Regions from separate parts of the Homo sapiens genome. Here region 1 is linked to region 2. The links are chromatin loops, found by intact Hi-C in ENCODE. Cell type or tissue: B cell. All regions are shown on one strand. Links, peaks and the distances in the headings refer to the core of each region. The heading gives the core; the rest is flanking DNA. Region 1 has its middle 58 kb from the start of LINC00938. Region 2 has its middle 150 kb from the start of LINC00938.

Region 1 (11,842 bases), core at 2,616-10,615, 92 kb before region 2:
CAGCCCCATAAAGTGTTGGGATTACAGGCATCAGCTACCACACCTGGCACTGCATTGTTTTATTTATTTATTTTTCTTTTCTTTTCTTTTTTCTTTTTTGAGACAGGGTTTTGCTCTGTCACCCAGGCTGGAGTGCAGTCGTGCGATCTTGGCTCACTGCAGCCTTGACCTCCTAGGCTCAAGTGATTCTCCCATCTTAGCCTCCTAGCATTACAGGTGTGCACCACCATGCCTGGCTGGTTTTTCTTTTCTTTTCTTTGTTTTGTTTTTAGTAGAGATGTGGTCTGGCCCTGTTGCCCAGGCTGGTGTCAAACTCCTGAGCTCAAGTGATCTTCCTGCCTCTGCCTCCCAAGGTGCTGGGATTATAGGTGCTAGCCACTGTGCCTGGCCAGCATTGTTTAAAACTATAAAATTTTTGGTAATTTTTTACAGCAGTAATTGGAAACTCATACAATAGCCTATCCTGGCTGTCCTTCTGCCTCATTGTCCATTTCTTCTCAGGGTCCTTTCCTGGTTTCTCTTACTCTGACCCCATAATTGTTGGTATACCCCAAGGCTCTGTCCTTCCCACCCATTCTCATCATTTACATTTCTTCTGGGCACTATTACCATTCTCATGGTTTTGATCCATTATCTGTATTCTGACTCCCAAATCTCTAATTCTAACCCAAACAAAATCCTGAACTTGAGACATGTGTATCTAACAGTCTCCAAGACCTTCTACCTCAATGCCTAACAGGCAACTTAAACTTATTATATACCCTGCTCACCCTGCTCCTTTAGTATACAATACCTGTATTTTCTGCTTAGAATATGTATAACCCAAGCCAGAAACTCAGAGGTCATTGTTTACCTCTTCCTCAACTTCTAAAACCCAATAGTAGATAAGTCCTGTTGATTTTACCTCTCCGATAGCTCTCCAAACTATTTCCTTCTCTTCACCCTAGCCACCACTCCTCTACTTCATTACTTGCCTGATTCACGTAACTTCCTTGGATTTTAAAAACAGCCTTCTGTCTTTTGACTTTTTGCCTAAGCTGGGCCCCATCCCTCACACTCCCTATTTTCCATATAGCCACCAGAGGTACTTTTTGAAATATAAATATAATCATGTTACTTCATCGCTTAAAATTCTTCAGCGTTTACTCATTCCCTCGAATGTAAAACAAGGGAAAAAACGATCTGGCCCCAGCCCAACTCTCCAGCCTCGTGTACTTGGGTCATATTGAAGTACTTGTGGCTTCCTGACAAGCTGTGCCATTTAATGCCTTGTGCCTTTGCAATACTATTCCAGCTGCTTAAAATACTGTCCCCACCTTTTCTACCTGTTATCAGCTCAAGCATGACCTCATCTGTGAAGCATTCCTTGCTCTTCCCAAGTAGAATTCTCCAGTCGAATCTGTACATTTCTATCAGAGTACCTTTTACTCACTATTGTATATCTTTTCCTGTCTTCCATCCTTGTTAATCTTGGAGCTCTCTGTAAGAAGCAGATTTTATTCACCTCTCAATTTCTAGCATCTAGCATAAAGCCTTGTACACAGGCACATATTAACTGTTGAATACAAGAAAGATTTCTTGAGACTAAGTCAGAGGGAAGCAGAGAGATGAGGAGCTCTTAAAGGATTTCTGTGGTCATTGGAGGATGTGATAAATTATTGTTAAGGCAGATAATGTTCTGAACTTGAGTTTCATAATCCTTTGATTGTGGTCCATCACTAATTTGGAAAATAATAAAGAAGGCCTGTGCCCAAGTTAAGCACAGTATTCCCTGTGCCTAGTCCAGTATCTGGTATACAGTACATAGTTTTGAAATATGTACTGAAAGAATGATTGGATATACAAAGGGATGAAGAAGAGACCATAACATGTGGAGGTGGGGTTAAGTGGGAAAGAGGAGTAGAACTTGGATATTTTTGCAAGGAGCAGTGTCAAGAGCATAGGCATGGAATTGGGAACATAGCAGGTGAGAGCAACAAGGAAGAGAGTGGTTGAATATTCTAAAGAGGTATCACCTGAAGGATGTGAGGTGAAGATGGGAGATGTGTAAATAGAGGGACAGTCTTGGCAGGCACGAAGACTCAGTGAGATGTCTCCATGGTTCAGATGTGAACTGATCAAGCATAAACCAGGAGGGATATGGAATTAGAATGGAAAAGAGCTGTATGAGAGATGGAGGAAGGATTAGTGAGAGATGTCAGTGAGTGACTCCATACAGAAAACAGAGAAAGGAATGAAGAACGACTCCAAGATTTTGAAGCTCAGAGAAATGCCCAAATTAAGCAAGTCCAGAAAAGGAAGCTGGCTGAGCAAGAAAATGGAAGCATTTAGCTTTCCCAATAGCTTTATAAGATTGAGGCAGAGTTAGAAGGCATCGTTACCCTTTTAGAAACCAGGTTAAGACAAACACATTTTTCTGTAAACTCTTTAATCATTGTTTAGTGTGATCTGTAATTTAAATATCACCACAGTTTTCTTTGCTAATCTTTCCCCTAGCTGCAAAAGAAATATGTGATTAACAGAGAACTTGGAAAACATATGAAGCAACATTTAAAAAGTTATCAAAAAATCAGTCTATTATATAAGTGTAACAACCAAAGTCAAAATTTGGAGGTATGGCCAGGCATGTGGCTCATACCTGAAATCTCAGTACTTTGGCAGACCAAGGCAGGAGGATTGCTTGAGGCCAGGAGTTCAAGACCAGCCTGGGCAACATAGTGAGACCCTATCTCTACAAAAAATTTAAAAATTGGCCATGTGTGGTGGTGCATGCCTGTAATGCCAGCTATTCAGGAGGCTAAAGTGGGAGGATCACTTGAGCCCAGGAGTTTGAGGCTACAGTAAACTATGATCATGCCACTACACTTCAACTTGGGCCACAGAGTGAGACCTTGTCTCTAAAAAGAAAAAAAAAATTGGTGATGCATCCTTTAGGTAATTTTTGATGTATTAATACATATTGTATTATAAAACTTTTTTTTTTTGAAACAGAGTCGCTTTGTTGCCTAGGCTGGAGTGCAGTGGCACGATCTTGGCTCACTGAAACCTCTGGTTCCTGGGTTCAAGCGATTCTTTGGCCTCAGCCTCCCGAGTAACTGGCACTACAGGCACGAGCCACCATGCCTGGCTAGTTTTTGTATTTTTAGTTGACACAGGGTTTCACCATATTGGCCAGGCTGGTCTTGAACTCCTGACCTCGTGATCCACCTACCTTGGCCTCCCAAAGTGCTGGGATTACAGGCATGAGCCACCACACCTGGCCTTGAACTTGTTTTTTTATTGGTAATACCATTATTTCTTCACTGTCAGTATTCTTTGACTAGTTTTTTTAGAGTTGGTCTGAGTACTGTATACATAGGCAGGTACAGTGGCTCACGCCTGTAATCCCAGCATTTTGGAAGGCCAAGGCAGGTGGATCATTTGAGGTCAGGAGTTCAAAACAAGCCTGGCCAACATGGTGAAACCCCATCTCTACTAAAAATACAAAAATTAGCTGGGCATGGTGGTGGGTACCTGCAATCCCAGCTACTTGGGAGGCTGAGGCAGGAGAATCGCCTGAGCCTGGGAGGCGGAGGTTGCAGTGAGCAGAGATCACACCACTGCACTCCAGCCTGGGTGATAGAGGGAGACTCCGTCCCAAATAAATAATTAAATAAATACTGCATATCTAATATTTCCTTGTTCCAAAAAGATTTGAACAACACAGAGTACTTGTACAAAAGATCTTTCCATTCTAGTCTGTTAATTCTACCAAAACCATTCTTCTAAAGGAAGCCCTGTTTGCAGCTTGTATTTCTTTTCAGAACTTTTTCAATGCACAATTACATTCACATATATTTCATATCTGCAAACATATATTATCTATATACACTATATATATACCTATATATTGTTTGTGTATAGGTCTCAAATATGCCTATATATACTCATGTACCATATGATTATAGTGGCTATCAAGTATTCCATATTACGACTGTATTTTAACTTAGTTAACTGCAGAACATTTAGATTGTTTCCATTTTTGTGTTTAAAAAATGCAATAAATCAGTAACATCCTTGTCTTAATTCTGACCATTGGGAATTCTTCTAGTGTTTCATTGTTAAATATGTTAGTCCATATAAATATTACTTGTCATGACAAAGTGGACTTCTTCTATCTTCAGTTTACTGAGACATTTATTTCTTTAATTATGAATAGTTGCCAAATTCTAGCAAGTGCTTTTTGCCTTCTATTAAGATGATATTACTTTTTTGACCTCTTAGTGTGATGAATCTTATTAATGTGTTATTAAATAATCCTTTCTGTATGATTGAATTAACCCTTTTGGTAAATTATTCTTTTAATAATAAATTATTGAATTTCATTTGTTCGTATTTTATTTAGAACTTTGAATCGATATTCATTTGTTTATATTTTTAACTTGACCAGGAACTGGCTTCTAGATATTTAAAGGATGTGTCATTGCAAATGTAAGAGGGTTGAAAATAGACACACACCCAGCAGCCTAGGAATCTGGGATGTCTTCCACACAGCTCTCATAATAAGCAACTCCTTTAGTCCCTATTAAAAATAGGGAAGAGGACTTCCAGCCTCTCCTGTGCTAAGTGATTCCATGTTTTCTCTGGGCCTCTAATTTGGAGGGTAAGACTGGAGAGACAGTCTGATCAATGCGCCAGTACCCACCTCCATCCAATTCCATAGAGCCTAGAATCTTTCAGGGGGATGTGCTTATTCTCTCTTATCCTTCTTTATAGTTGACCAACTGGGAGCCAGCCATCTCAACAACTTTTTGAAGAGAAGCACGATGTAAAAAAACTAGAATTAAATCAAAACTGGAATTGATTTGGATATTTTGTATCCTTGGTAGCCTTTCAAACAGAAAAGATGATTCTTATTAGCAGTTTCTATTTAAAATTGGAATTACAGTAATGATATATTCATTTATAAAAAGTATAATGTTTGGCCGAGTGCAGTGGCTCACACCTGTACTCACGTCACTTTGGGAGGCTGAGGCAGGAGGATTGATTGCTTGAGCCCAGGTGTTTGTGACCAGCCTGGGTAACATAGTGACACCCTGTCTCTACAAAAAAATAAAAAATCATCTGGGCATGGTGGCACATGCCTGTGGTCCCAGCTACTTGGGAAGTTGAGCTGGGAGGATTGCTTGAGCCTGGGAGGTCGTGGCTGCAGTGAGCTGCAATTGCACTACTGCACTCCAGCCTCGGTGACCAAAAAAAAAAAAAAAAAAAATTTATGAAAAATAGTGATTTTTTTTTTTTAAAGACTACTTCTTCTTCCCTACCCCCAGGACTAGTAGAGCCAGAAGGGGGTTACTTTGGGAAATTACTATTTGCCACCAGCTAGAAAAAGCCTGTTCTGTGAATAAGACAAGTGGTTATGAAAGAGGATGTGGTTGGGGTAGATTCAGTTTGTGGCAATCATTTTGAAGCATTCTAAGAAAGGCTTTATCTGTTGGAATACAGAAAAGTGGTATTAATTTCTCCACCTCTAAGTGTAATCATGGCACTTCCCCTTACTAATTCATGTATCAGGTTTGTTGTGAGGATTATGTGAATTAATATACGTGAAATGCTTGGACTATTGCCAGGCACATAGTAAGCTCTCAATAAATGTTATTTTCTTATTATATTTATAGAATGTTAATTATTATGAAGGTGGGCAGCTTCTGATGTGACTGCCAATGATCCCAACTTCCTGGTATTCATATCCTTGTGTAATCCCCTCCAGTTGAGTGTGGGCTTAGTTACTTGCTCTTAATAAAAAGAGTATGACAAAAGTGGTGGAAATACTAATGTCTATTAACAGTAGACAGTGGCTTGTATTTTGCTGGACTCTATATCTTTCCCAGCTTTCACACTTTGCAAACTACCATGTTTGAGAGGCCCACCTGGCACAGAATTAGGGATGGTTTCTGTCCAACAGGCTGCAAGGAACTGAATTCTAACAATAACCATGTGAGTGAGCATGGAAGTGGATCCTTTCCCAGTCGAGCCTTGGAATGACTACAGCCCCACAGGACACATTGATTGCAGCTTGTGAAAGACTCTGAAGCAGAGTACCTAGCTAAATTGTGTCCAAATTCCTGACTCACAGAAACTGTGATTTTGTTCTTTTAAGCCACTAAATTTCGGGGCAATTTGTTATGCAACAAGAAATAATACATTTTTTTTGTTATCAGTATCATAATAATCATTATTATTAGCAATATAACATAGAGTTAAGAATATGACCTTATTCTAGAATCAAATGGCCTGAGTTTGAATCCCAGCTCTTCCACTTACTAGCTGTTTGACCTTATGTCAATTATTTTCCTCAACAGCAAGATGGAGCTAATAATAGTTGTGAAGAGTAAATGAATTAATACATGTAAAAACTCAGGCACTTAGTAGGTGCTGTATCTGCTGGATGCTGCTATTATTTAATGAAGTGGAAACCAGTACACAGACCCTGCTCCTGCTAGTATTAGCCATCAGCTCTGGTTTTCTGTTAAAATCTTTTGCAAACCAAGAATTCTTTCTAGTTTTAGTTTATAAATACATTCAGCCCAGTGCTGAGGTGAGAGGCAAACAGAAAGAATAATGGTTTCTACATTATTTTATGAAGAGAAACTGAAAGTCCTTTCAAGTAAACCTTCTTAAAGATAAGGAATTGGTTTCGTTCTCTGAAAGAGAAGTGAAATTTCATGCCATCTTGTCATCTACACTCAAATATTGCATATTACTTAGATGGATTACAGTAGACAGGGGGATAAGCCCTTAGTTTACATTCACAGTTCTTACATGGCAGGCTCAGAGTAACCATACTATTGAATGCTGAGTCAAACAGAAGCCACAGAAGTAATTAGGTTCTAGTAGTCCAAGAAAGAGCTGGGCAGAGGCAAGGTCTAAAGAAATAACTTCACTAGGTAAGAGATTAAAATTTGAGCCAGTGTAAGATCAGACAAAAGCAAGCTTGAAAACAAAGAGGTCATTTATGGAGGCAAAGATTAGGTGTCAAAAGACCTTTAAAGAACAAAAATAATACATCACATTTGTATAGCACTTCAGGGTTTACCACACGTTTTAACACACAGTATTTTATTAGCTCCTCACAACAACTGGGTAAGGCAGTGCTAATATGCTATTCTCATTTTGAAACAAGGCAATGGAAGATCAGTGGGGTTAAGTTACTTACTTGAGTTCACACAGCCACTAAGTGGGATTAGAGTCAAAACTTCTTTCTGATCTGTGTGATAGAATATTTGGTGTGATAAAGCCATTGGGTTATCTTTTTTCATCAGTTCCTGTGTCATCCAAGATAGGATTATTTAGGACTTAACATTCTTGACCAGGAATGTATACTCTGTGAGCAGGGCATGGCAGACACCTTGTAAGTGAGCTTGAATTTTGAGTTCCAAGTTCCAAGTAGGTTTATTTTATTCCAGTTAACAAACTTTGCTTCTCTCCATATTCCTGTTCAGTAGCTATTTTGTGAGACGTTCCAAACTCCCTGAAATCTTTTGATAAAAATTAAGTAAGAAAATGTTAAGTTCCATGGATATTCGAAAGTAATGACTCCCTATTTAAAAACTACCTTGCACTAACTACCTATGACATTTTCACAATATTTTATGGTATAAGTTTGGAGTTGATTTCAGTATAGAAACACCATTTAATATAATGCGGAAAATGGCCCTGGATTATGCTTTTTGCAAACCATACCCGTCATACAATATAGCAACATGAGGTTTTTTTTTTTTATCTAACCTTAAATTTATCCTTCATAAGCAAATAGTTTATATGTCAGTTTTTATCTTTCTTTGCCAAATACTATGTATCAGTAATCTTTATAAATTTTTACTAAATATAAACAATGTGCCTAGGACCCAGAGATGTCCTTAGGCACTGTAGTCTAGAAAAGGACATAAGTTATTATGTCCATGTTAGGGATTTTTTCCTCTCCTTCTAACACTCAATGCCTTCATTATGTAGCCAGTTGAGTGTTTCACGCTGAGGCACCCTTTCAAATGTGCCATTCTTTGGAATGGCCTTAGGATTCTAGATCTTCCTCTTACTCAGCTGGTCTACTGAGTGCCATATGGTATATTAGGTTCTCTGACGATATAGAGTCTTAGTAGGTAAAAATATATGCAAGCACATTCATTCATTCATTGCATAACTATTTACTGCCCCCATGGAGCTTTCATTCTGATGACAGAGACATTCAATAAACAAGATAATGCAGAAAAATGTGCATAGTGAGAAATGCTAAAGATTTTAAAAATCAGAAAAGGAGATTTAAAGGAGGGTTTTGAAATTTTGGTCGGGAAGACCTCACTAAGGTGAATTTTGAGTAAATAAGTGAGGAAAGAAGCTAAGTGACAAGATGAAAGTCATGCACAGCAAAGGTTTGTGGAAAGTACTTTAGAAACACACACAATGATGTTAATGGCAGCCAATACTCATATAATATATTTTATATTCCAGACAATGTTCAGAGCACTTCATATAGATTAATTGATTGATTTGGGGTGAGGGGATTGGGACAGGGGATAAGGGATGGCTGCACGGAGGTGAGACATTCAGGTTGGCCCTGAACAATGAGAATGAGTGTTGGGACTGGGGAGCTTCTGGATGCTGGGATGTGGTGAGAGAAGTAGGGAAACATGTATGCAAACAGCAGAGACAAAACACACTTGAAGTGACTGGGGAATGTGTCTGGGAGTCAAAGTCATTTTAAAAAATAACTGTCTTGATATTTTTCTAAGAGAAAAAAATCTGTTTTATTGAAGACAATAGCATAAAAGGACAGGGGAGGAGGTGTTTATATTTATAATTCACAAAGTAACATTTTAGGATCTAGGCTTTACCAGAGGAGGGGAGAAAAAAACTTCCACTCATCCCTGCTTACTCATCTCAGGGTAGGCCAGGATTCAAGAAATGACACAGTAGAAAAAAGCACTGTCTCATTCTCATTGAGATAGGAATAATACAGGGTGGTCACAGGAGAATAGAAAATTCCAGGCAGTAGTTTCACATGAGCAGCAAAAGGAAACTGTTGAAATACCTGCGTAAGCTAGGGGCTGATAAGACCCTGAAAAACCAGGGTGTGGGCCAAGCTGGCTATGACCGACTAGACCCTACATGGTGCTGGATTTGACCTAGGTTTCTCCTAGGACCTCATTATATGCTCATTAACATACAAATCACAAACCCGTCAGTGCCATGACAGTTCTGGAAACCCCCTGTTTGGTGTAAAAATGGATGGCACCATAGTTCCAAGAAATCTTCAACTTTTTCCAGGAATCTTCATAAATATACCACCCCTTGGTTAAAGAAGCCCTAAAGGGAGAAGCCCCAAACTCCCTTGTGTGACGCTTTCTTGAGTACGCCCACACTCCCCTTTCTTAAGTGTGGATTTTTCACTTTGTAATAAATCTCCATATTTTCACTATTTTCTGACTCATCCTTGAATTCCTTCTCTTGATGGTGTCAACAGCCTGGACACCAGCTGGGGTGGATATCCCACCAGTGTTTTCCATTCCTCCCCAGCCCACCAATATCATCATCATCCCTTTTTCCAATCAGGCAGATAAAATTGACTCACATCATTTAAGTGGCCACTTCTTTGCCTAAATATCAGGCCAACTTTGGAGGTGCTATGTGGTATAAACAAAACATCTGTCTTCTGGTTTTTGTGCCCATGTTGTTTTAATTTTCAATGTCCAAGATAATTTTTTTCATGCATCTTGAATTTTCTCATACAATTTTTCTCCAAGCTAGCAGGGAGGTGATTTGTGCCACATGATGAATAATATGCTAAGGAAATTCTCCCTATCTTCACACTTCTTTGAAAACACCCAGTACAAAAGACAATGATAATTTGAATATCTTAATGCCATTACATTAGCAAGGAAATTACTTCAGCATGAAGCCGTCACAATTTTTATTGCAAATATCAATGAATGGAAAGAGATTTTACCCTTGAGATTAAGAGCCTGTTAAAGGACAACAGATTGTTCTCCTGAAGTTATTTACTGAGCTGCCTAAACCCTTGCAGTATCTTAACTTAACAAATACTTTTAACTATTAAAAAAAAAAAAACCCCTTTCTTCTGGATATTCATATTTTTTTTAAGTATAAATGCTTCTGAGAATTTGTTCAAATCACACAACCATTAATCTATTATTGGCTATAGTAGAAAAAAAAGGCAGGGTCAGTGACATAAGTAGATGACTTTTTGGAATGAAAATAAAGAGTTTGACCTTATGTCTCAGTTTATGAATATGCTAATAACCATTAACTTGCTCTGTTTTTTTTTTTTTTTTTGGATTTTTGTTCTGGCAGCTCTTTAAGAACTTGGTAATGACAATTTTTCAGGTGACTTTCTCGCAAAAGCAGGGTGCAGTTGTAATAATATTTCAGTAATAGAAACAGTAGGCAAGCAGAGGAAGGAGGAGGCATGGAGGAAGTCACTTCAAAATTTGTCTGTGTCTATATGTTTATTTTTTAATTAAGACAAAGGTATAAAATGACTTGTGCAGCATGTTGTTTACGTTTTCATTATATAAATAATTAAAACGTTTAAAAAGATTAAAATATTAGCCTTGAGTTATTATAAACAGCAAGTGTCAACACTGCATACATACACTTAACTAAAATTAAATTATGGAATTCTCTAACCAGAGTGAATAAGTTATTAAAATTAAGCCAGTGGAAGCAATCTACACCAAATAAGCTATAATTTGATACTGAAATGAATAGTACATCTTCCACAGGGCTCCACATTCAGCCTCCTTCTCCTCATTCTCTTCTCTATTTCCTGGGCACCTGCTACTATCATCCATGAAATGATCATTGCCAAATCTCATCCCATTCTCTGACTCCTATCATGAGTTGCAGACTTACTTTTTCAATTATTGTATCCTTTCTTTTAGATTGGGGTACCTAAAGGCAACATATCCTCAAACATTCTCCTCTTCTTTCCCTTCCCAATTTTTGGTTAATGGCACCATAGTTCACCTAGGTGCTCAAACTGGGAAACTGTGAGTCACCATGGCAACCCCTTTCCACCAAGTCTCCACATCCGGGTGGTAACTGTCTTTTTCTGTCTATTCTACCTTTTTAGTAGCCCCTGAATTTATCTCTTCTCTATTTTTACTGCCACTGCCACATTCAAGCCCTCATCATTTCTCACATGAATTCTAACTGATGCCTATATTTTCTCGCCCTTCCAACTTCTTAGCTATACTTTGGCTAAAGTGCCCTTTCTAAAGTGCAAATCTGACCATGTCTTTCTCTCTCACATTTGTCATCCCAAGTCTTGTCATCATTTACAAGAAAAAGCTAAAATGTTTTAGTTCAGTCTGGCCTTCATTCCAGCCTTATCTGTCACTCCTCTACAGCATCTTGTGTTTTCAGCCATGTTAGAGGAGTCATGATCCTTCCAACGATCCTCTCTGTCTTTATATATTATGTTCTGGAATGCTTTTCCTCTGTTCTTCATTCAGAAAGCTTCTGGGCTTACTTTAAGATTCAATTCAAATGTAGCTTCCTTTAGGAGGCTTCTTTGAGCTCCGAATGCAGTTAAGCACACTCTTTTCTGTGCTTCCATAGTGCCCTGTTTGTGTTTGTAACATGCCATATACCTCACATTGCTCTAATTCTTAGTTTATGTAGTTCTCTCCCTAAAACTTGTTTTCTGGAAGACCAAAAAGCACTCTACTCATCTTTACATCCCTGGTGCCTAGGATATAGCCAACAAATCTATAGAGCCACACTATACACCATGTGTTATGGGAGGTGCCGGGTTACAAAGATAAATAATACCGCTAGCACAGGG
Region 2 (11,842 bases), core at 2,187-10,186:
ATGGGGTTTGTTGGCACACTGGGGCTGAGTTATGAATACTGTCACAGATACAGGAACCAAAAGATTCAGACAAGGAAAACAAGCTTTAATAAAAGGTTCCAGAATTTAGACACCTTCTCTTCCCCTACACCCACCCTCAGTGCAACCCCACCCCTCCGCGATAAGCTTCCCTGCTGCAAATAGCCTTTAAGGTCTGAGAAACATATCCTTAAAGTCACATTCTTTCTTTGTCAGTATGAGTGAGTCAACACATTTGCTTCTTTTATATTTGCTCCTCAAAGATAATTCTTTCTTTGAGTAGGTAAGCCATCTGTTAACAAGCTATCCTTAGTCCTCTGTGCAAACTATTCACCTCCTTCACCACAATGCCCACTGGAATTGGGAGAAAACAGACATCCTTGCCCTCTCTCTTACTCCTTTTTTGAAGTCTTGCATTGCTGGAAATCATCCAAATCTTTTTTTTTTTTTTTTTTGTATAAAAGAACTTTCTTTCTTGACTAATGTATTTGAAGTAATTTTTCTCCCCCAGAGGTTCATAGTTATATCAAATTCTTATTCTTTATTAAGCATGCTTGGTTTCCTTTCTGAGAGTATTTTAGATCTCACTGGGAGATTAGGCAGAGTCTGGGTCAACTCTTGGAGAGGAACATCAAGATGGATACCCAGATGCCTCCAGTCAGGGCCATGATAATTCCGGGCACCAGCCTTCCCACTGAGTCAGCAAGATTAACTTTGTAGTTCTGTAACACCTTTCATCTGGGAAGCTGAGGGCTCTACACATATGAGGTCAATTAATTCTAAGAAGCAAGTATTATGAATGTTTACTTTATTCTTTGTAGTTGAAGACAGTGCAGAGGATGGAATTACTGCCCAGGTGTGCACTGTGGCTCAGTGCTCCAGGGAGGCCCTCTAACCTCCCCTTTCAGTCTGGCTCCTGCATGGTGGATCAACGTGGATTTTGGAATTGGTTCCAGCTTATGATTGGAATCTACACCTGGATGTCCCATAGGCATCGGAACTCAACAAGTGTTCTCAGCATTCCTGTTCCTTTGCCAGTTTCTCTGTCTTGGTTGCTGGCATCACTACATACCCAACTGCCTAAGTCACTTGGATCTTTAGCATCTAGCACAGTATGTGGCATATGGGAGATGTGCACTAAATGTTATAAATATGTGAATGACTTCTCACCTTCTCCATCTTCCTCAGCCCCCTCAAATAAGCAAACGTGTGCATTAATTTTCTTGACAAAGGTTTATTGAGTACTGATGGGCCAGGTACATGAAGCTCGTGGAAATACAGCAGTGCACAAAAGCAGACAAAAATCCCTGACCTCGTGGAGTTTAAATTCTAGTGAGAGGAGACAGATAATAGACCAAATAGATTAATATATATCAAATTTTAAATAATGATGGGAACCATTGGGAAAAAAATGAGTAAGTAAAGGGATAGGGAGTGTGTTGGGTGCAGTGTCCGATTTTAAATAGGAGGTCGGGGAAGGCTCCGGTGAGAAAGTGACATTTGACTAACAACTGGGAGAGACGAGTAGATGAGCCACGTAGAAACTGGGAACTGGAGGAGAAGCATGTTTGGCAGTGAGAACAGCAGGTATGAAGGGCCTGAGGCAGAAGCATACTTATCACGTTCAAGAAGTGGAAAGAGGGCCAGTGTTGCTGTAGTGGAGTGAGCAAAGGGAGAAGGAGGTGAGGAGAGGGGACAGGGAATATTACATAGGGACACGTAGGCACTTTTAATGTCTCTTGTTTTTACTTGAAGATGGAAAGGTGCTGGAGAATTGAATGGAGTGACCTGATCTAACTCACGCGTGAAACAGAATGTCTCTGTTGTTTTGAGAATAGATGGGGGTGGGAGGTGGGGCACTATGGAGAATTAGGTGGAAGCAGAGAAGGCAGTTGGGAGACTTGGGAGAAATGGTGGATGCTCAAACAAGATGGTAGCAGGTAAGATGGTGAGAAGTGGAGTTATTCTGAGCTTACTGTGATGGTAAAGTCAACAGGATATTGACTGATAGATTGAATGTGGGATGTGAGAGAGAGAGAAGAAATGGATGACTCCAAGGAGTCTAGATGACTCAAATGAGGGTGACTGCAGGGGGAGGAGATCAAGAATTTTGGTTTGAACACGTTAAGTGAGCAAGCCCTTTAGAGATCCAAGTGAACATGATGAGTGGGCTGTTGGGTAGACAAATATGGAGTTCAGGCTAGAGAAGTGGGCTGAACCTTTTAATGTGATCAGTATGTAGTGTGTACATAAAGCCATGATACTGAACTCTTTGGAGTCATAAGAAAGACCAGAGGCCCAAAGGATTGAGCCCTGGGACTTCCAGTGTTCAGTGTTGTGGAAATGAGGAGAAATAAACAAAGGAGACTTAGAAGGAATATCCAATGAAGTAGGAGAAAGTGTGATCTCCTGGAAGCCAAGTGAAGAAAATGTTCCAAGGGAAAAGAGTGATCAGCTGTGTGAGATGATGCTATCAGGTCAAGAAAGGTGAAGACAGACATGGTTCACAAGGCATAGCAATATGAAGGTCACTAGTAATCCTGTTAAGAGCGGCTTTGGTGGTTGATAGAGTGGGTTCAAGAGCAAATGGGAGAAGACATATTGGAAGTGGTGAGTGCAGACAATTCTTCACTTCCTCATTAGTGTTTTGCTCAGTGTTCACCCAGACTATTGCAATGGGGTTCCTACCTCAAATCTTGATAATGTCTTTGGCAGGGCACTCAGGCTTACAATTTGGCTTCAACAAACATTCACAGCCTCAGCTCCTAATAATCTCTATTCTTTACCTTGTTCCCAAATGAGATCCATTTATCTTAGTGCCAGGAGTTCTCTCAAGCTTTTGTAACATTATACATGCTCTTTCTCCAGCAAAAACATCCCAACCTTAGCCTTTTCAGCCCAATGAACATCTGGGCATCCTTTGAGATGCAGTTTAAGTATCACCTCGTCTGATAAATCTTCCCTGCCTCTCCTGGTTGACTGAGAAAGAGAAATTCCCTTCTCTTTGTTCCTGGACCACCTTATTTTTTATTATACTTTAGCACTTATCACACCATCATGCTCAACTTGGCCACACCTTAGTCACCAAAATTCTAAAAGACTTATCATGAAAGCTAGCATTAATTGAATGCTTATTATGCTTTGTGGTTAACCCTTTGTCTTCTTTAAATAGCTCTATGAAGTAGTTACCACAATTATCTTTCATCTTACGAATGAAAAACTGAGTCTTAGAGAAGTCAAGAAACCTGATGATAACCACACTAAGTTTGACATTCAAGATTCAAACCTACGTCTGTCTGATTTCAAAGCCCATGCTTGAATTAACTACACCAAACTGCTGCCCCTGAGATAGATACTAAAATGCCTGGGACTTTGCTCCACGTACTACTGTTCAAGTCTAAAGAATTTGTGATATAAAGTCAGCAGTCCATACTGGCATTGCCCAGTGGAACTTTCTTTGATGATGAAGATGTCCTATAAATCCACATTGTTCAATATGATAGCCAATAGCCACCTATGGTTATTGAGCACTTGAAATTTGCCTGGTACCACTAAGAAGCTGATATTTCATTTTATTTAATAGTAATCCACTTAAATGTAAATGGTTACATATGGGTAGTGGCTACTGTAGTGGACAGCACAGCTCTAGAAACTTAAGCAACTCTGGATAACCTATTACTTGTACCCTGTGAATACAAACTTAGGTGAATACAATCAACTCTGAGAGAGTAATGGAATATTTTTTATTCTCTTACTTTGCCTGTAAGAATACCCATGACCAAAACTACCATATTATGCAGAATGTAAGACACCGTCAATTTTCAGATGTATTATTATTTTATGTATTACTAAGAAAACATACCATCAGTTATAATTGTGAGATACCATTGTCAGACACACCCCAATTTCAGAGATTTTTAAATGTTGGGCAAAATGCATCTTAGAATCAATAAAAATGGTATTTTTTTTCAAGACATGAGGTCTTGCTCTGTTGTCTGGGCTGGAGTGCAGTGGCACAGTCATACCTCACTGTAGCCTCAAACTCCTGGGTGTAAGCAATGCTCCCATCTCAGCCTCCCAAGTAGCTGGGACTACAGGTCTAAATCACTGTGCTCCCAGTGGTATCTTAGTTATTTTGGTGATTTCCTGGAAATTTCTTGGATGATTTTCAAATGTCATTTTTTTATATTAATCTCAAGTATAATTTAGGTCACTATTATCATAGAAAGTTAAGACTGGACAGTATTATTTCCAATTTAGCTTAATTTTTATAGTCAAAATATCTGGCAGTAGGAATTGAAATAACAACCAAAAACATTGACAGATTGTTCTTAAAATCATCCAGAAATGATACACTCTATTAATATTATGGGTGGGACCTAGTGTGTGGGCATCTATTATTTTTTCATTTATTTCTCCACAACATGTTTTCATTTAGTTTTACTGTTTTCTGGTTCAGTACATCATACAGCTTGTCTAAGTGCTAGAATGTGTAATGTGACTAATATAGAATGCAATTAACCTCAGAACCAGTTGATGATGTGTTATTTTTCTTGTGATATTGTGGTATCATCATCATTAAAGTTACTTAAACCTTCATTTTTTAGTTCAAGACCATCTGAATGGAATCTTAGGTTTATCCAGTCTTGTTCTGTAACCTTTATCTAGGCCCTCTGTAATTCCACCTTCAACTTTGGAGACATCTTAAAAACCAAGGCACAAATCTGGCTTCTATCACTGGAACCATCTCCAGCTTTGAAGGACTTAAACCCAAATGGCATGTCTTTTAATATTTAGAGAATTAAGTCCTAATCCATCCTGTTTAATGCTTTTCACTGTATTACTTAAGATGCAAAGAAAATGTCCTCTCCTTTACCCAGCTGCAACAAATTAATAAGTAATTTCAATCAAATAAGATCATTTTTATCCTGAAATTCACTCTATATCCTCCAATGCTTTGGACTCGATAAAATTGATGAAATGTGTGTGAGCTTTAAAAAATACCTGAGGCTTTGAATTCAAGATGACCCGTGACATATGCGTTTTGGTGGCATTTTTAAACTCCTGGGCAACAAAGGATTCTTATATCTAATAGATAATTAAGTTTTCAAACAGTGTAGTCTTTGGAAATGATTACTTAAATCCAAGAACAGGGTACAAGTGAGAGAAAGGTGCCACCCACCAGGCAAAATTAGAAACACTCTGAATATGAGTCATGGGGCCTTTAGAAACCATAATTCTAAGAGGGGAAACAAGACAAAACAAAACAACAACAGAGAGAGTTTGGAATCCTTTATTATAAAGGCAAAGAGCCAGTTATCCAACCACTCTTGCAGAAGGAGTGGGAGAAACTGAACCAAAGCCCAGAAGTCTATAATACCTCTCCACATACACACCCACATTTATTTATTTATTTTTTTAAAAGTTAAGTGCTGTTAATAGTATCAGTTGTCAACATTACCTTGCACCTGATTGGAGTTTTGAAATTCTCAGTGGTGCCAGTCCCTGTAAATGACATTAACAATCCACCGGCAGCCTATTTTACTCCCTCAATGAAAGAGGAGATGCATGGCATATGTTAAGTAACCCCCTGTTTTATTCCATAATTAACAGAATCACAGTAAGTATCACTTCTGAGTACCTCAAGAAGAAAGGCAATTTTGAAGCAATTTTTTCCCTGGTACCTTTTTCCGTTTTCGTTTCAAGCAGTACTGTATTATACCTTACCTTTTCTTTCTAACATATTAAGTGCTAATTATACCCCGTGGGTACACCTTGGCTGCTGTGTTAAACACATCTAGAGTTGTTTTCTTATTACCATGAAAAAAAATTTGACATGAAAGACAACCTGTGGAGGCACAAGGGGACATTGGAATAAACCTCTGTAATTTAAAGGGCCAAGCAATTCAAGGATGCTGAAGGATAGGATTGTGCTCAGAAAGAGATGCAGTAAGGTCTCTATTGTGTGGGTTTGTTTAAATGAAGAAGTGAAATGAATATTATGTAAATCAAAATGCCCCTGGAAGTGAGTGTGTGTGTGTGTGTGTGTGTGTGTGTGTGTGTGTGTGTGTGTGTGTAGGAGAGGTGGGTTCTGTGCTTTCTTGATCTACACCTCTCTGGTATTTGCTGAATATACTGCCTGATTATTTGACACCTAACACATATTCCACTGTTAGTACTTCTGCAGTATGATTTTCAGTGAATTCACTCAGGAAATAGACTACTCAGCATTTTTCTATAACCCAACTAAAGTGTAATCTCAGACCATTCAGCCCCTTGACCTGGGTGGCCTTTGGGGCGTTGCTGTGTTGGCTGCTGTTGAGTTTCTTGGTTTTGGCATTGTCAGCCATCCATGCGGGCATCCAGGCTGAAGTCCTTATTCCCATGGATGCACTCTCTGCTGCAGCTCTCAAACCACATCTGCACTGCTCTTGGGCATCTGAGACGCATTCTCCGTCTGTCTTGGGCACCCCTGTTTAGACAACTTCCGCAGATGTTTCTTCTGCTCTCCTTTCAGGCTGCCATAGAAAAATCCTGAGTTCCACCTGGGAAAGGGGTACACAGGGCCCTCATTCATGGAGTCTCAGAGCCTGTCTCGTGCTCATGTCATGGCCATGTGCCTCAACTCCTCCCTCCTGTATCTGGGCAAGTAGAAGAAGGTAAAGCACCTCCAGGCCCACAGCTCAAGGCCTCTTTGTTTGGAATAGAATTGTCCTGACTTCCCTATAACACCCCTCTCCATTGTTGCCTCCAAACAGCCCCCTCACCCCCAGCCTGACTTTTACATTATTATGTATTCTCCACATCTTTTGTCCTCTGCCCTGAGTTTACTGGGTTTAGGTTTATACAATTTAAAAAACAAAGCATCTGAAAATCAAAAGCCTTGGATTTTGGCTGAATCTTCTCATCCCCAAGGGGATAAATGCTGTGAGAAAAATAGCAAAAGGAGTACTAGGAAATGAAGTGGGTCAGTAGGAGGGGGAATCACAATAAAATCCCCAAACACTGTTTCATCACATTTTTCTTTAAAAAGTCATACCCTTCATTTCTCTATACAGAGTTAGATTCATTGAAAGCAAAAATCAACATACTGTAGCCTGACACACGCTTGTTTGTGGAGAGGAAGCGCTTTCTTTGTCTCAGTAGTTCTGGGCAGGCTGAACTGTCTGCTCCTCCGCTCATACATAGTAACTTCCTTTTTCTCAGAACATAATTGCTAGTCCCCTTTGGTTCAAGTCTCTGCTCGGATCACATTCTCAGGGGTGTAAGGAAGTTCCTATGATGTAGGAACTCATTTCTGCCATTTTTCCTCTTCTCATCGGAGTCGACTCCACTAGAGCAACACAGCTTGCCTCTGGCTCACCTATCCTTGTTCAGACTAAGGATGCTACCTGGTGGAGGACATTAGGCAGAGAATAGCCATAGGCCATGGTTCACAAGTAGAGAGAATTCATCTATTAAAAGGCTGCGAGCATTGGAGATTGGGTTTCTTTTTCCTCTTTGCCCTGGAGCAGAGCAAGGCTGCAACCCTACTTAAAGTACATCTGCCCTAGACTCCCAAACCTTCCCACAAGCTTGAGTCCCGACATCTGGGGCTGGGAGTTGGAAGGGAAATAGGGTAAAAAGTGCTTAAGCAAGCCCATTTGAGTCTGGATCATTACCATTGCAGTTCTATGGGTAGCAAAACTGACATCTCAATCTTGACCAATTCCTGAGTCTGATTCTAAATTGGTTCCAAACTTGAGTTAAAAGGGGGATTTTATTTATTGTGTCCTCCAAAACCTCAGCACTGGACACTGCTAGCCAAGAAGAGGAAGTGGCACTGTGACAGATTAACATCTCTTGTAGATGATGCAGAAAGAGCTCTGAGCCTTACTGAGAACCCTCAGCCTCTAGGAGAATAGGGGCATTACTTGGAGATAAGTAATATCTACTCTATAAAAATGTCAGTCCCTATGATTAGAATAGAATTGGGAACTTGGGCTTATGAGTTAGGAGTACCTGTGTTTAAGTTTTAGGTTTGACATATCCTATTTGTGGGTTCTTTGACAAGTTACTTAAGTTCTTTGAATCTTAGTTATCTCACCTGTAAAACGAAAATAATATTATCTGTGTTAGAGGGCTATTGTCAGGATTAAATATGATAATACATGAAAAGTTCTTAGAACATGATAGCTCAATAAATATTAGCTTTTAATTTGTATTAGTGTCACAATTTAAGTAATTTTTTCCTAAGCATGTGTACCCCCTCAAAAAGACCAAAAGGGCCCGGGTGTGCTCTCTTACCTTGTCTAAAGCGCAGGGTAAGAGGAAGTATTCTGCCACAGAGAAAGCATGTTCTGGACTACCTCCCTAAGACTTCTAATACTTTTACCTCTGGGAATAAGGTCTCTGAGTGTAACTGAGTACTCCCATTTTTCTAGAGGTGGTTTAATTATTATTTTTCAAATCTCTCTCTCTCTTGTTTCCCTGACTCCCTATTTCCTACTTAAGCCTTCAGAACTGCAAATATAACCTTTCACCTCCCCTCACCAGACATTCCCTACAGCCTAAGTTCTTCTAACTAGGTGCTCCAAGACAGATCTTGCCTCCAGAATTGACAGTGGCTTTGCAGACCAAAGCAAACCCTCCAGGAACTTTCACCCTCCAGGGGTTGCTTGGAAACTCAAATCCACTAGGAGAGCATCTTGAAAGCATGCCCACTTAGCCACTTTTTGTTGTTGTTGTCGTTGTTTGAGATAGAGTTTCACTGTGTCGTGCTGGTTGGAGTGCAGTGGTGCGATCTTAGCTCACTGCAACCTCCGCCTTCTGGGCTCAAGCGATACTCGTGCGTCAGCCTTCCAAGTAGCTGGGATTACAGGCACCCACCACCACGTCCGGCTAATTTTTGTATTTTTAGTAGAGACGGGGTTTCATTGTGTTGCCCAGTCTGGTCTCGAACTCCTGAGCTCAGGTGATCTGCCCGCCTCAGCCTCCCAAACTACTAGGATTACGGGCATGAGCCACTGCACCTGGACAACTTAGCCACTTTTACAACATACTTCTGCCCAGGAAGGCACCAACTCAACTGCCTAGTAAACGACTGCCTGGTAGCAGGGGGACCCCTGCCCTTGCTCATTTCCTTCCTTATCTTATAAAAATGCCCACTTTCTGCTCCAAAGGTGAAGCGGCACATGTAAAGGCAGGATACTTTATGCCCCTTCCCCTAAGCTAGCTTTGGAATAAATTCACTTTTTTTGCATAAGACTCCATTCTTGTGAATTGAAGTGTACTGTTGTGTGGTGAGCAACTAGCCCACATTTCAGTTAACATGAGGACAATGTCAAATAGTTGAAATATATCTTCTTTGTTAATAGAAGAAGTTACTGGAGTTGAAATAGCCTCTACTGTGCTGTTCAACTTTTGATATATGTTATGCAAATAATGCTTCTATAACTTCCACATATATTTATCTCAAATGGAACTTTGAACAAATCTTTTAAGTGTTATCTAATTTGGCTGCCCTCTCAATTGGTGTGCCTAGACCTGTGTGTAGATATAAATGATTGAGAGTTGACTGTACTATTGGACTTGATCTATGTATTTGGAAACCTAAAATATCTAAACTTTTTGTAAAGTTTTACTTTTAGAAAAGTTTCTTTTACTAGCCTTTAGTGAAAAGTTACTGTTTGTATAATGTTGAAAAAGTGGCTCTCAACCAATAGGATGAAAGTGAGGGCAAAATTATTTATTTACTTAATTCATTACAAGTAAGATTTCTTTCTAGTCAATAGATAACTGACTGCAATTTATAATCTAATGCTGATGGAGAAAAAGTTAATGGAAATTTTAGTGAAAACAAAATGGTAAATAACAGTAATGGGTGTCTGAGGACCTAATGCTCCCCAGATTCTGCTTAACTCCTGAAATTTCTAAACCAGAGGATGGTTAGAGAATAGTAGTAAAACATAATTATGCCACATGAAGGGCATTTACCATTTGATTTCAGCCCAATGGGCTTTTCTTGAAACAACAAGAAAGGCTTACAGAGCACAAATTCAGGAATAAGCTGTATAGTAGAATAAATAAATGAGTTTCTAAGGTGGGAAACATAATTGGAAACTTAATAATGTTTTTAATTGGTCCTATAAAGACCATATGGGAGGCCTAGTTCCTGCCCTCTAGAAGTACTTTTGTCATTTGACAACTTTCCTTCATTTTTATTAAGCTCCAGGCTTCTGAAGCCTAGCAGAGTAATTTGCACAGAGCAGCCAGCAAGTGAATATTTGTTGCTTTGGTGGATCCAAGGACACTCTTGGGGAGGCTGATCTTTCGCTACTAGTGAAACATGAATGGTGTTTGAAGGGAGGTCAGACTTGACCTGCTGCTGTGCTGTTAGCTGTAATTTCACTTTTTACATGTTTAGTCAGTTAACACAGGGATTCACCATATATTTCAGATATCTCACTTGTTCCCAATTATTTTGGAGCCACACAACATTCCAAAGCAGCTTCCAAACAGTGCTGGAGAATTTGCTTCCATGGCTACCTTTAGGGTCAGTCAATGCCCAAAGAAGAGGATTAAGAATTTATTAAAAGTGTTGCCTACCTAGAATATGCTTGGTTAAATTTTACTAAGTATTTGTGGAAGGCTTTGCTTTTCTGTATCTGGGAGTCTCCTAGTTGGTCTTGACGATTCAATGGCAATATCCCCTTTCTGAATTTCTCCCAAACTCCACTCAAAGCAAATTTAGTGTCTCCTCCACAGTGACTCAGTAACACTCTGTAGCTCCTGATATATATGGTGTCATAATTACCTGCTTAGAGATTATCACATTGTTTTGAAATTATTTGTCATCTAACTTAAGCTCCTTGACATTCACCTTGACATTAGCAATTATTGGTCCTTGGTTTCACACCTGGCAAATAATCAGGAATCAATCAGACCCTTGAAGGTGCTCTGTAAAAATTAGTCAAATAAGTGAATGCCAATATAGACTCAAACCCGGTTGTTTGTAAAGATGCAGTACAACACTGTGTACATCTGATAAATAATTTACTGGAGCAAATGAATGGCTCCTAAGTTCAGTTTGGAAAACCACACCTATGTGACTTTTCTGGTTCTGCAGGCTGCAGGTGTTAATAAGCAAAAATTTCCTTAAGCTGTGGGTGGACCTGGAGTGTAAGTGAGGCAGACTTTCAGTGAGATGGAACCTAGTAAACTTTTTTCCACTCCAGAATGGGCATTTGAAATTAGCTACCTCTCAGTCCTGGAACTTAGGCTTATCTATGACTGACTCCAGCCATCATTTTGAACAGTTTATCATTCTAATTAGAGAATATATTTGATCACCTCTGCTCTGCATACACTTCTCTATTAAAAGCACTTACCAGGAAGTAAGTAATTTGTTTCTATGTCTGTGGCCAGACAAGACTGTGAAATATTTGAGGGTGAAGCTTCTGTCTTGTTTATTTCTATATTTCTATTTTCTGATGTGGTGCTTGGTATATAGTATATAATCAACAAATAGTTTTTGATGGAAATGAAGAAGGGCAAATAGATTGAGAATAACTCCCTTTCTTTGTCCACTAGCCCGAATTGTGTTTTCTATACTCACCTATTCTTTGTGGTTCTGTGTCTGGGTCACTTATCCAAAATCAGGCTTATAAAGCCAAACATTTAAAGTCATACACAAAAAACCATTTGGTATTTCGATAATTATTTTTGAGTGTTTAGTATGTGCCAGGTGTTTTGAATACAAATATGAGCAAGACATGGCTCTGAGCTCAATGAGCACATCATATTATTAAATAGCACATAATGGCAGTCATTAGTTAATGGTCAT

Evidence for each region. Hi-C counts contacts between places; a loop is a spot of excess contacts. Peaks named below come from ENCODE experiments on the same cell type or tissue, not always from the same donor. Only the 100,000 strongest peaks of a DNase experiment are listed, where the experiment ranks them.
Region 1: a loop joins it to region 2, with 2.7 times the contacts of the local background. A loop is called at or near these places in 2 of 110 quality-filtered maps.

Annotation. Positions count from the first base shown.
Region 1 is chr12:45,664,134-45,675,975 of GRCh38, reverse strand. No RefSeq gene overlaps it. Among named protein-coding and RNA genes, the nearest start is that of LINC00938, 58 kb to the left of the region's middle. In B cell, for the core only: no CTCF peak of the experiment used is centred there; DNase peaks (open chromatin) are centred at 5,405 and 6,725; H3K4me3 peaks cover 817 bases; H3K27ac peaks cover 1,535 bases.
Region 2 is chr12:45,571,582-45,583,423 of GRCh38, reverse strand. No RefSeq gene overlaps it. Among named protein-coding and RNA genes, the nearest start is that of LINC00938, 150 kb to the left of the region's middle. In B cell, for the core only: no CTCF peak of the experiment used is centred there; DNase peaks (open chromatin) are centred at 6,053, 7,213 and 7,743; H3K4me3 peaks cover 735 bases; H3K27ac peaks cover 1,188 bases.